Regions from separate parts of the Homo sapiens genome. Here all the other regions are linked to region 3. The links are chromatin contacts, found by Hi-C in ENCODE. All regions are on one chromosome and are shown on one strand. The core of a region is the stretch at or near the end of the contact, and the rest is flanking DNA. Distances in the headings are between cores, read along the strand shown.

Region 1 (3,670 bases), core at 108-2,607, 5.3 Mb after region 3:
TGAGGAGGTCACAGCAAAGCAAGAGATTTATAAAAACAACTATAATACATAAGATGAACAATATAAAAAAACTTTGCATAAAGCACAGCAGGAACCCACCTATGGGAACAGGTTTACCTGCGTAGGAGGTCATGTCTGTCTGATTCCAACTGCAGCCTCAGAACATAGTCACCGGTGGACTCATATCTCTTACGTGAATAAAAGTGTTATCTTCACCTGAAAATCCAGTTGATTTAAGTCCCTTTCAGCTCTTGGAATTATAATTTTGTGATTAAGCTACTTTAACATCTATCTAGAAGAAACGTGGAAGTTAGGGAGCTGTTTTTATGAATGAGGAGCATAAAGGTCCTACCACAGTGCCTAGCACACCAGGGAGAATTAGATACAGATTTGCAGAAAAAAAGAACGTAAAGGCAGCTCTTATTGTGACTTCTCTCATCTCTCCTAATAATTAGCAAATTTTAGAATATCCGGACCACTTCCGCCCTTAATCACCCACCAGTTAAAGACACTGAGCAGCATCATTCAATCGCTCACACAAAAGTGCAAGTGCGTTCACAGCGCCAAAGAGGGGTGGGTGGAAATCTTAAACTGCTCTTACAAGCACTGGTAACAGTTTGGGAAAATACGTCCTACAGCATCCCACGCGTAGGTGAACTTGGGCTCTCCGTGTGTTCAGTTTGGAGGACATCGACCACACACACCAATCAGCCCAGCAGTGGACGATTGTACCACCATCGTCTTCTATCTGAAATTGTTACAGCGCTTCTCTGGTCACCCCCATCGGCCTCAAAGCCAAACCTTTACGAGGACGGAGGCAGGAGAGCTAATCTGATCCTGAGGTCAGAAGACACGAGGCTGTGCAGCAGACGGCGCGGCGGACACGCGGGTGTGCAGGGCCGGGAGGGGCTGGGGTGGTGCGAGGTGACTCGGGGCCCGGAGGTCAGCTGCAGCAGCCGGGTCCCGACGCCTCGGAGGCGTGGCGGCGGGACGGCGAGCGCCCCCGTTCCGGCGGGTCCGCCGCCACCAGTGGGCGCCCCGACGGTCTGGGCCGGGGTCCGCCACGGGCTCCTTACCCGTAGTAGCGGAAGGCATTAATGATCTTCCAGAAGTGCTCACGCTCAAGCCTCTCCTCCTCCTCCTCGGTGCTGCGCGTGGCCGCCGCCGCTGCCGCCGAAACCGCCGCGGCCGAGCCCCAACGCCCGGCGGAAAACTGCACTTCCACCTCCTCGCTGCCACCGCCTCCTCCCCCGCAGCCCTCGGGCAGCCGGGAGGTGGGCGGCGGAGGGCGACGCCGTCGCTGCATCGCCGCCGCGGCCCTCGGCCTGGCTCGCTTGCGTCTCTCCGCGACCGACAGCGTGGTGGCGGCTGCTTGGCCTTCCTCTAGACGGCGCCCGCCGCGGACATGCCCCCAGCTCGCGGCGCGCTCCGCCCCCGCCACCCTCAGGCCTCCATCCGCGCTGGGCTCCGCCAGGTCTTCAGGGCTCCCAGAACCAATGCGCATGCGTGTGCCTTGGTACGCGGAGGGCCCGTGCGGTCTGCGCTCATTTGCTGCCGGGCTTCGGAGACAGCGCGCTGACGTCACAACCACGCTTCCAAGGGCGGGGCCAAGGCCCCTTGGTGGGAGGCGGAGGAGGAGCTCGTAGGTGGGGTGGGACTGGCACTGCCGTTACCTGTGCGCGGCCGCGTGGGTGGGACTTAAAAGCCGGCGAGTGCCGGATTGTTGAGCTGGAGGCTGAACGCGGTCCCAGGCACTAGCAAAGAAGGGAAAGGCAAAAAGGAAAAGTTCGGCTTTGATGATTTTATTCGGAATTTTTATTTCAGAAAGTCTAGAAGGAACGTCTTGTATCCACCCTAATTTAAGTTTTAATTCACTTCCTAAATGAATTCCTATTTTTAATTACTTAAGGGGGTCGGAAGTGGGCGCCATCATCTTTTCACTTTTTTTTTTTTCCCCACTCTGTCGCCCAGGCTGGAGTGCAGTGGTGCGATCTCGGCTCATTGCAACCTCTGCTTCCTGGGTTCAAGCGATTCTCCTGCTTCTGCCTCCCGAGTGGCTGGGATTACAGGCGCGCGCCACCACGCCCGGCTAATTTTAGTATTTTTAGTAGAGATGGGGTTTCACCATGTTGGCCAGGCTGGTCTGGAATTCCTGGCCTCAGGCGATCCACCCTCCTCGGCCTCCCAAATTGCTGGGATTACAGGCGTGAGCCATCGCGCCCGTCCCATCTTTCCAGTCTTTAGGGGCTTGCGGCAGTCCTAATTCCTCCTTTACTGAGGATGGCAACAGATGAGGAAAATGCAAGGACCTTCTATCCAGCACCTGGTCTTGGGAAGACCATTACACCTACCAGCATCTAAGGGTGGCTCTTGGGAAATAACTTATTCTGGGGCCGGGCGCGGTGAATCACGCTTGTAATCCCAGCACTTTGGAAGGCCTAGGTGGGCGGATGACGAGGTCAGGAGATCAAGACCATCCTGGCTTACATGGTGAAACCCCGTCTCTACTAAAAACACAAAAAATTAGCCGGGCTTGGTGGCTGGCGCCTGTAGTCGCAGCTGCTCTGGAGACTGAGGCAGGAGAATGGCGTGAACCCGGGAGGCGGAGCTTGCAGTGAGCCGAGATCGTGCCATCCAGCCTGGGCGACAGAGCGAGACAGCGTCTCAAAAAAAAAAAAAAAAGAAAAGAAAAAGAAATAACTTATTCTGTTCAATTTAATCCACCACCCAGCAAATGAGTCTTACAAAGTAATGATAAAAGGGAAAGATTGCTTTATTCGAGGGGTTAAATATGCCCAGTGACCACAAAGTCTGTTAAAAAGTTACAACCATATTGAAAGTGAAGTGGCTTCATATTTTCATAATTTAAATTAATAGTTGAAATAAAGGTAATGCTTAAAATGACAACATTTTTATATAAAAGTTTTCTAAAACGTGAGTCTATTAATAGTAATGCAGTAATACATGTTTCAAAATTCAAAAAGAAAGTGCAAAGGATTACAAATATGAATTGGAGACAGTCTCGCTCTGCTGCCCAGGCTGGAGTGCAGTGGCACGATCTCAGCTCACTGCAACCTCCCGGCCTTCCAGGCTCAAGCGATTCTCCTGCCTCAGCATCCCGAGTAGCTGGGATTACAGGCATGCGCCACCACACCTGGCTAATTTTTTGTATTTGAAAATACTAAAGTAGAGACGGGATTTCACCATGTTGCGCAGGTTAGTCTCCCTGAACTCAGGCAATCCACCTGCCTGGGCCTCCCAAAGTGCTGGGATTACAGGCGTGAGCCGCCACGCTCGGCCAAGTGTGAATAATTGTTTTACCTGTCCCTAGCCAGCTATGTTCCTCTCCAGACACAATATACCAATTCCTTGCCCATTCTTCCAGATTTTCTATCTAATGTCTATTTTTCCAAACACTAATTGTTCGGAAGTTATGTATAAACACTCATAGTAGTAGCTGTTTCTAATACTGTTCTCATGTACACATGCACAGAAGTTTTACATGTTGTAATTCATTAAATGTATTGATATAGGTCTGAATGACCTAATTGATAAAGGCCAGAATGTCATGGATAAAGATAATCAGCTCCATACTTTGAAATATCCTCGGAGGTAGAATAAACATTTTCAAATTAAAGTTATGTGCAGAGGCTTCCTTGACTCTGTCTCC
Region 2 (4,032 bases), core at 722-3,221, 6.6 Mb after region 3:
CCTATGCTCACCACCATCTTATGGACATCTCCACTTCCAACACTGGCCCAACCATAGTAAATACCAGTGGATATATCAGCTGGAAGATTATCTACCACTTGCTCAGGAAAATTAGCTAAACAACAGAAGAAAATATTTTGAGTCTTACAAATTTCGTATTAAATGCCTGTAGCCGAGTGCAGTGGCTCATGTCTGTAATTCTAGGACTTTGAGAGGCCAAGGCAGGAGGCTCATGTTGAGCTCTGGGGTTTGAGACCGGCCCGGGTAACATAGTGAGATCTTACCTCTATTAAAAAATTAGCTGGGGATGGTGGCCTGCACCTATAGTCTAAGCTACCAGAGAGGCTGAGGCAGGAGGGTCAGTTGAGCCCAGCAGATGGAGGCTGCAGTAAGCTATGATCGCACTACCACTGCACTCCAGCCTGAGTGGCAGAGCCAGATTCTGTCTCAAAATAATAATAAGAAACAAACATTTGTAAAAATCACATGCAAGGCTAATGTAAATCATTACATTCACAAGACTCCTACAACTTTGCCTGTAAGTATCAATCCCATCCTTCCATTTTCCGGCTCAGATTTCCCTCTCCTATTCATGTGAATAGGTTATGAATAAAGTACCAGGTAAGTATATAAAGCTCTCCAAAAAAATCCATACTCTTTGAGTAGGATGCAAAAAACAAGTACCAGAGTAGATGGATTTTTTCAGATCTGTTCTTTCCTAACCAGGTACTGAATCACCTGAAAAGTTTCTTTCTTTTTTTTTTTTTTTTGAGACGGTGTCTCACTCTGTCGCCCAGGCTGGAGGGCAGTGGCACGATCTCGCCTCACTGCAGCCTCCGTCTCCTGGGTTCAAGCGATTCTCCTGCCTCAGGTTCCCGAGTAGCTGGGATGACAGGCACGCGCCACCATGCCCAGCTAATTTTTGTATTTTTAGCAGAGACGGGGTTTTACCATGTTGGCCAGGCTGATCTCGAACTCCTGAGCTCAGATGATCCGCCCGCCTCGGCCTCCCAAAGTGCTGGGATTACAGGCGTGAGCCACCACGCCCGGCCAAAGCTTCTTATTTTTCAAATACACAAGCTCAAGGCTGACTTAACAAGTCAAGACGCAGCTCTGGCATGTATTTCTAAGGATGAATTACAGTCAGGTCTCGATTATTGAAATTAATGTAGACAGACCAAGAAGGTTAGCTGACTCTCATTCAACTACCTATGTTATCATTTGGACATTACATAATTACAAATTAAAAACAAAACCACCTTAGACCCGGCTTGCGAGTTCAGCCGTTCTGGCCCACGTTACGTCTCTAATGGGCAAGACAAGCGCAATGCTTGACCAACTGTACCTTGGCTGGCCAAGGAGGCGTGAACGGGGAATCCTGCGATTCATCTCGGGCTTCCGGCCCTCACCACCCCTCAACCCCGTCCCCGCGGAGCTCGGAGCCAGAAGCAGGGACAAGCTCCCTCAACCGAGCCAACGGTCCTCCGCCACAGACAAGGGGATGCGGGAGGAGGAAGGGTGTGCTCTCTGCCCGCGGTCCGGAGGCCCCACGCCCCGGTCCCAAGTCCCCGGCTGCCGTCTCTCCCCGCTCCCCACGTGACCCGGCCCGGGGGACTCTGGCCGCCCTGCTCTCACCTGTGGGGATGCCCAGCTGCTTGGAGCCGCGGCCGAAGCCCCGCACCACTTGACCCCGGCAGAAGTAAGGCAGGTGCCTCATAATGCAGTCCGCTCGGGGAATGGGCTGCGGCCCGGTCTGCGCGTCCTGCGGAGCCGCCGTCGACGCGGCGCCCAGACCCCGGACCAGCCGGGGGACAGGAGCGTGAGCTCTGCCTGCCGCGGGGGCGCACCAGTGGCCGGACGACGCCGACCACAGGCCACTGCGAATCCCTGACGCCGCCGACCCAACAAATACCGCCGGGCGCCTGAGGAGCTGCGTCTCCGCTGGAGGGCAGCGGAGACAGCCGAAGTAAGTGCCGGGTGTGAGCGGGGTGGGGGGAGGGGGCGGCCCGAAGCGCAGAGCCGGCCTCCGCGCCGCCGGCGTGCGCTCCCTTCCTCAGCCGAACGCCTCGAGCCCGCTCGGCTTCCGTAGCCCCGCCCCATCATGGCCCCGCCCCGCCGCTGCCTCGCCCGGCTCCCGCCGCAAGCTCCCGCTGCAGGCTCCCGCCCCAGGCGCCTAATGTCTGGATCCCGGGCTTCGTTTCAGCCCCTGGCGATGGGAACTAATGTGGAAACCCCGTTTTCAGCCTGAGAGCCGCGAAAGCACAATTCTCGAACAATTCTGGTTTTTTTTTCTCCTTCCTCCTGTTCATAACAATCCGGAAGCCAAAGTGAGACGCTCTTTAGCTCCTTGGCAACCGCTGGGTTGAACGTCAGGCATCGCTCGTTCCGTTCGCTCTTTAAGTATTTATTAAAGCTCCAAAATTCAGCTCAAAGATCGCCTCTTCACAGAGGCTTTTCCTGGCCGCCCTACCAGAAGCGGTCGTCCTCCAGGACCACTGACCACGTTCTGGAGTTATTAATATATTCGAATGTAAGCTCCAAGGGAGAAGTCCCTGTCTGTGACGCTGTTAACCCCAGAGACTAGTGGAAGGTTACCGACATGGGCGGTGACTGTCCCCTCCAGGCTGTCTTCTTGACAATTTCACAAGCCCGATAACAGGCCGTCCCTCTACTGCAATGCAGATAGAGGCCTTCGTACCCTCGGAACTGTAAATACGCACGCTCCTAGGGAAGTAGCTCTGGGCTCACTCACAGGATATGCAGGGTGCAAGGTTATAAGAAGGTGCATCCTCTTAACGTCTCGAAGACAAAGAAGTTTTTTATTTATTTTTTTAAATTTTTAATCAATGGAATCCAGAGAAGTTTAATTTTTTTCTTTTTTGCTCTATACATTTGTATAAAATTCTGTGCAGACCGTGTAGTCTCTTTCTACCTTACATGTATGCATCTCTGATAAGATTTACCTGATATTAAATTTATGTTCTAGGCCAGGCTTGGTGGCTCACGCCTGTATTCCCAGTAGTTTGAGAGGCCGACGCGGGAGGATTGATTGAGCCCAGGAGGTCGAGGCTGCACTGAGCTATGATAACGCCACTGCACTCCAGACTGGGCGACACAGTGAGACACCCTCACCCCTTAAAAGAACTAGAGAAGAAGAAGGAAGGGAGGGAAGGGAAAGGAAAGGGGAAGGGAAAGTGAAAGGGAAGAAAAGGGAAGGGAAGGGAGAGAAGGACCCAAAGAAGCAATTATGGTCAGTTACTTATCTATACGGAATTAAACAAAGAATAATGAGAATAACGATAATAGTAATACCGGTAGTAAGAGTAGTAATAGCAAGTTGTGAAAAGCAATTAAGTTATCTGGAGAGGCTTAAGAGTTATTTTAGCAAGGTGTGTACAGGATTCTCTCACTCTTGACTCCCGTCCTTAATAAGAGTGCTGCATTCCTTCTAATATAGGGAGGATGTCTCTCATATGGTAATTTCATCTGCTTCTAAGAAACAGAAAAGAGGTCAGAATGATTTTTTTGTATCTATTGTTTTTCAAGTGCTTTTAATTCAAAATAGTCAATATGCAAGAATGGTATATTTTTAACTTCATCAGCAGTGATACACCTAATAAGAAAAGCCTGGAGGTGAGAACTTGATAAATCATCCCTGGGTCTTACGCCACTAAGCCCTAGGTTGCAAGAAGGTATGAGAATTAAATGAGATAAAATAATTAAATGAATCATAGGAGGTAAATGAGGAGGGGTGGTTTTAAGAATAGAGAAAATGCTAAGTATTTTTCACACTGTCTCATGTAATCCTCTCATCAGCTTTGTTGGAAAGCATTAACCTAAACGTATAAAAATGGGCGGGGCATGGTGGCTTACGCCTGTAATCCCAGCACTCTGGGAGACCGAGGTGAGCGGATCTCTTGAGCTGAGGAGTTCAAGACCAGCCTGGGCAAAATAGGGAGACTTCCGTCTATCCAAAAATTTTAAAATAAAAATAAGTAAGAAAGAGAGAAAAAAGAAAGAAAAGAAAAGAAA
Region 3 (3,934 bases), core at 97-2,596:
AAAACATCCAACGGCTTCTTAACTGTTTTACAATCATCACCTTGGAGGAAAAGAACACTTTGGTAAGATACACGTTTGGCAACTTTTTTAGGCAGAAAAGCTGAACCGGTTAGAATACTTAAAAAAAAAAATCATGAGCTCCAGTCTAAAGAATAAAATAAAAATAAATTAAATAATAATAAAAAATAATAAACTAAAAAAAAAAAAAATAAACTCCAAAAACAACTAGCTAAAATGAAAGTAATGCAGAACTGGATGCCATGTTTCTTTTCTTTGAGGAGGAAGAGGTATGGGAAAGGAGGTACATTGTTGCTTCTTCCCTACACCTTTGTATAATGTAGATCTCTCTCTCTCTCTCAATAGCTTTCTTTTCACTTGTTACATAAAAGCAAAGTGTTACAAAAAGTAGACTCTTGCGGTATCTTCCCACAGTACTTCAAGTAAAATGGAAGAGATACATATGTCAGTTCTGCAGTGTCCCGTTAAAGAGGGCAGCAGTGTTGGGATAAAAATGAGTTAACATGCTCCTTGTAACTATGAATCCGCTTATGCTAAAAAGTATCAAGGTTTCATTTGCTTTATCCCAGACTCCACACTGCGCCCACAGAAGCTTCTCTTGAGAATGTTCTGTTCACCTTTCAAAACACAATGTATTATCGGAGTCACTTTACAATTTTGTGGCAAGTAAGGCTAAAGTCAAAAGCAGCCTCAAACCACCTTTAGTTAGTAAACTGAGGGGTTTGAGGCTCATTAAAAGTAAGAGGATCGGTTACCCCCTCTTGCCAACGTCCGGGATGAATCTCAAGAGTTGTGTTTACAAGGCATACACGGACCCACATCGTTGTGTGCGCCCGAGTACCTTAAACACAGGAAGGATGTCGACCTACGGGGGACGTCTCTGGAGTTTCGTGAACTCCTATGAAAAGGTGGGGAGGGACAGAGAAAGTAGTTCCGTTTTGATTTTTTGAGGTCACTTCTAGGGACTCGACCGCGAGCGCGTCCCGGTAGCGGAAAGCCGGGCCAGCGGCGGCCGACAACGGTCCCGCCCGACACGGCTCTGCCTCCTCCCTAGAAGGGCTCGTGGGCCAGGACCCGCTGTCCGCCCGCCGCCCGAGGTCGGGTGGACGCTTGGCCCCGCCCCCGCCCGCTCCCGACGACCCTCGGAGGCGGCGGAGGCGCGCGACTCACATGTGTGGGTTCCTCCTGAAGGCGTTAGTGATGTCCTTCACAACCCGCTGCACCAGCACCGCCACCTCCTCGCTGGTCTCGGCCATGTTGGCGGCGGCCGCGACAGTTCGGGCGCGCCTCCGCGTGAGCCGGGCCGCCGGCGGGAGTTCCGCGGAGAACGAGCGCGCGCGCGCGCGCGCGGGTGCTTCGGCTAGGCCGCGTCCCCGCCGCCGCGGCCGCCGCCGAGCACTTCCGGGTCAGCCAGTTGGCGGCCTGGGCGTGGCGTTAGCTAGGGTTGGTGGCCTTCCAGTGAGTGGAGAAGTTCGCCTCCGCGCGGGTAACGGACTTTCTAAGCGTCAGAGAAGATGCTGGACATTTGTTTGCAAAGTTCTCTCAGGCCTCCGATTTTCTTATTTTAAGTTTTAGGCGAAACCTCAAGACACACTCCCAGAGAGTCAGACACCTTCCTGAACCCCCCCAGCAAGGTCCCCGGGCATTCCTGAAGGAATGTTCAACTGAGGATGCAGGGCCTCTTAACAGTTAGTCCCGGGCGTTTTTCAGAGCTTGTCTGCTTTATTTTCCCAGCCTGAGAGATGAAGAGGTCCAGAGGCATTGCGGCGGAGCGAGTCCCTATTTGACCGTGTTGGTGACCTCCTTTCTAACTGTGCCAATTTTTGTCTCTGAACTTGAAAGCAGCCTTTTTAAAAAACATTAATTAAAATTCTTAAATTTATTAAAGGAAGAGAAAGGAAAGTGAAGGAAAAGTTATTTGCCATCTGTATGTAGGAAGTAGAAGTGAAATCGTTTTTAGATTTTTCGACTTCATTTTGTACTGCATTTGGTAGCCTTTGCGTCAATTTTGGAATTTAAAAAAAAGGATCAAGGCTCTGACAGGGTTTGTTCATAATAGCAAAAATAAATTTTTGTAGGAAAAACGAGCTTTCTAGTTTATTTAGGATTTTGAAATGCCATAACTAAAATTTTTGTGTATCAGGTTTTCTTTTGCACCTCTGGTAGAAAAATCTGGCTGCCCTTGGTTCAGTTTTATTCTTCCACCCTTGAAATCTGGCCAGGTGCGGTGGCTCACGCCTGTAATCCCAGCACTTTGGGGGGCCAAGGCGGGCGGATCACAAGGTCAGGAGATCGAGACCATCCTGGCTAACACGGTGAAACCCCGTCTCTACTAAAAATACAAAAAAAAAAAAAAAAAAAAAAAAGCCGGGCGTGGTGGCGGGCGCCTGTAATCCCAGCTACTCCCCACTGCACTCCAGCCTGGGCGACAGAGCGAGACTCCGTCTTTAAAAAAAGGCCGGGCGCGGTGGCTCACGCCTGTAATCCCAGCACCTTGGGAGGCCGAGGCGGGTGGATCATGAGGTCAGGAGATCGAGACCATCCTGGCTAACAAGGTGAAACCCCGTCTCTACTAAAAATACAAAAAATTAGCTGGGCGCGGTGGCGGGCGCCTGTAGTCCCAGCTACTCGGGAGGCTGAGGCAGGAGAATGGCGTGAACCCGGGAAGCGGAGCTTGCAGTGAGCCGAGATTGCGCCACTGCAGTCCGCAGTCCGGCCTGGGCGACAGAGCGAGACTCTGTCTCAAAAAAAAAAAAAAAGAAATCTGTATCTTTAAAAAGCTATTAAAAAAATAAACTCATGGTGTGTTTAATGTGAACATATGCGGAGCGTTTGAAGTAGTTTTTATGATTGTAAAAGTAAAAGCTATCTATTGCATGTAAAGTGAATGAGAAATATAAACGAAAAATATAAATTTACTATACTCAGTGGCCAGTATTTCCTGTGGGTATGTTTATAAAGGCTGGAGTTAGCCTTCTGGTTGTAAAAGAAGTGAGATAGGACCGGGCACGGTGGCTTACACCTGTAATCCCAGCACTTTGGGAGGCAGAGGCGGAAGGATCACGAGGTCAGGAGTTCGAGACCATCGTGGCCAAGACAGTGAAACGCCGTCTCTACTAAAAATATAAAATTAGCTGGGCGTGGTGGCACGTGCTTGTAATCCCAGCTACTTGGGAGGCTGAGGCAGGAGAAGCGCTTGAACGCGGAAGTAGGAGGTTGCAGTGAGTGGAGATCGCGCCACTGCCCTCCAGCCTGGCGACAGAGCAAGACTCCATCTAAAAAAAAAAAAAAAGAAGTGAGATAGAAGTTTCACAAAATTGTAGCCAGCAAGGTGGGACAGGATTAAGAATTAGTAAAGTCGGCCGGGCACGGTGTCTCACGCCTGTAATCCCAGCACTTTGGGAGGCCGAGGCGGGTGGATACCTGAGATCAGGAGTTTGAGACCAGCCTGGCCAACAGGGTGAAACCCCGTCTCTACTTAAAATACAAAATTAGCTGGGCGTCGTGGTGCATGCCTGTAGCTCCAGCTACTTGGGAGGCTGAGGCAGGAGAATCGCTTGAACCCGGGAGACGCACGTTGCAGTAAGCCAAGACTGTGCCCTGCACTCCAGCCTGGGCAACAAAAGCGAAATGCCATCTCAAAAAAAAAAAAAAAAAAAAAAGAAAGAAAAAAAAAGAGTTAGTAAAATCAATCAAAATTTAACCGATAACAAGTTCTGGAGTGAAGCAGTGAAAAGAGTGGAATGTGTGTTTAGATTTCAAGGCAAAAGACAACTTTAAATATCCTGATTAAGAATGTAAGACCAGTTCTTAAATTAAAATTCTTAAACTTAGTAAGTTTTCTTAATCAGGACCTTGCATCCTAATGGCAGTGGGAAATAAATCCCAATTTCTGGAGGCAGAGATCAAAGCAGCA

The links. Hi-C counts contacts between places; a loop is a spot of excess contacts on that map. Pooled maps may share reads with other maps.
Region 1: a pooled map shows a loop between it and region 3 (11-fold over the local background). The contact joins the promoter of CARNMT1 here to the promoter of PTAR1 in region 3. A Hi-C loop is called at or near these places in 10 of 50 pooled maps.
Region 2: a map of B cell shows a loop between it and region 3 (29-fold over the local background). The contact joins the promoter of RFK here to the promoter of PTAR1 in region 3. A Hi-C loop is called at or near these places in 2 of 168 maps with a recorded cell type or tissue (B cell and naive thymus-derived CD4-positive, alpha-beta T cell), 1 of 37 single-sample maps with no recorded cell type and 7 of 50 pooled maps.

The regions. Positions count from the first base shown.
Region 1 is chr9:75,026,936-75,030,605 of GRCh38, forward strand. CARNMT1 (carnosine N-methyltransferase 1) reads right to left here and starts at 1,358. Exons shown (of 8, transcript NM_152420.3): 1 at 1,077-1,358. The coding sequence starts at 1,306. RefSeq lists an enhancer at 190-239 and a silencer at 890-1,579.
Region 2 is chr9:76,392,455-76,396,486 of GRCh38, forward strand. It overlaps RFK (riboflavin kinase), which reads right to left and starts at 1,972. Exons shown (of 4, transcript NM_018339.6): 1 at 1,636-1,972; 2 at 1-115. The coding sequence starts at 1,717. It also overlaps a transcript of GCNT1 not described here. RefSeq lists enhancers at 1,243-2,056, 1,919-2,213, 2,391-2,630 and silencers at 1,421-1,910, 1,951-2,030, 2,051-2,110.
Region 3 is chr9:69,758,665-69,762,598 of GRCh38, forward strand. PTAR1 (protein prenyltransferase alpha subunit repeat containing 1) reads right to left here and starts at 1,347. Exons shown (of 8, transcript NM_001099666.2): 1 at 1,189-1,347. The coding sequence starts at 1,274. LOC105376076 (a long non-coding RNA gene) reads left to right here and starts at 1,431. Exons shown (of 4, transcript XR_929910.3): 1 at 1,431-1,809. RefSeq lists enhancers at 845-894, 2,369-3,224 and silencers at 1,035-1,504, 3,409-3,703.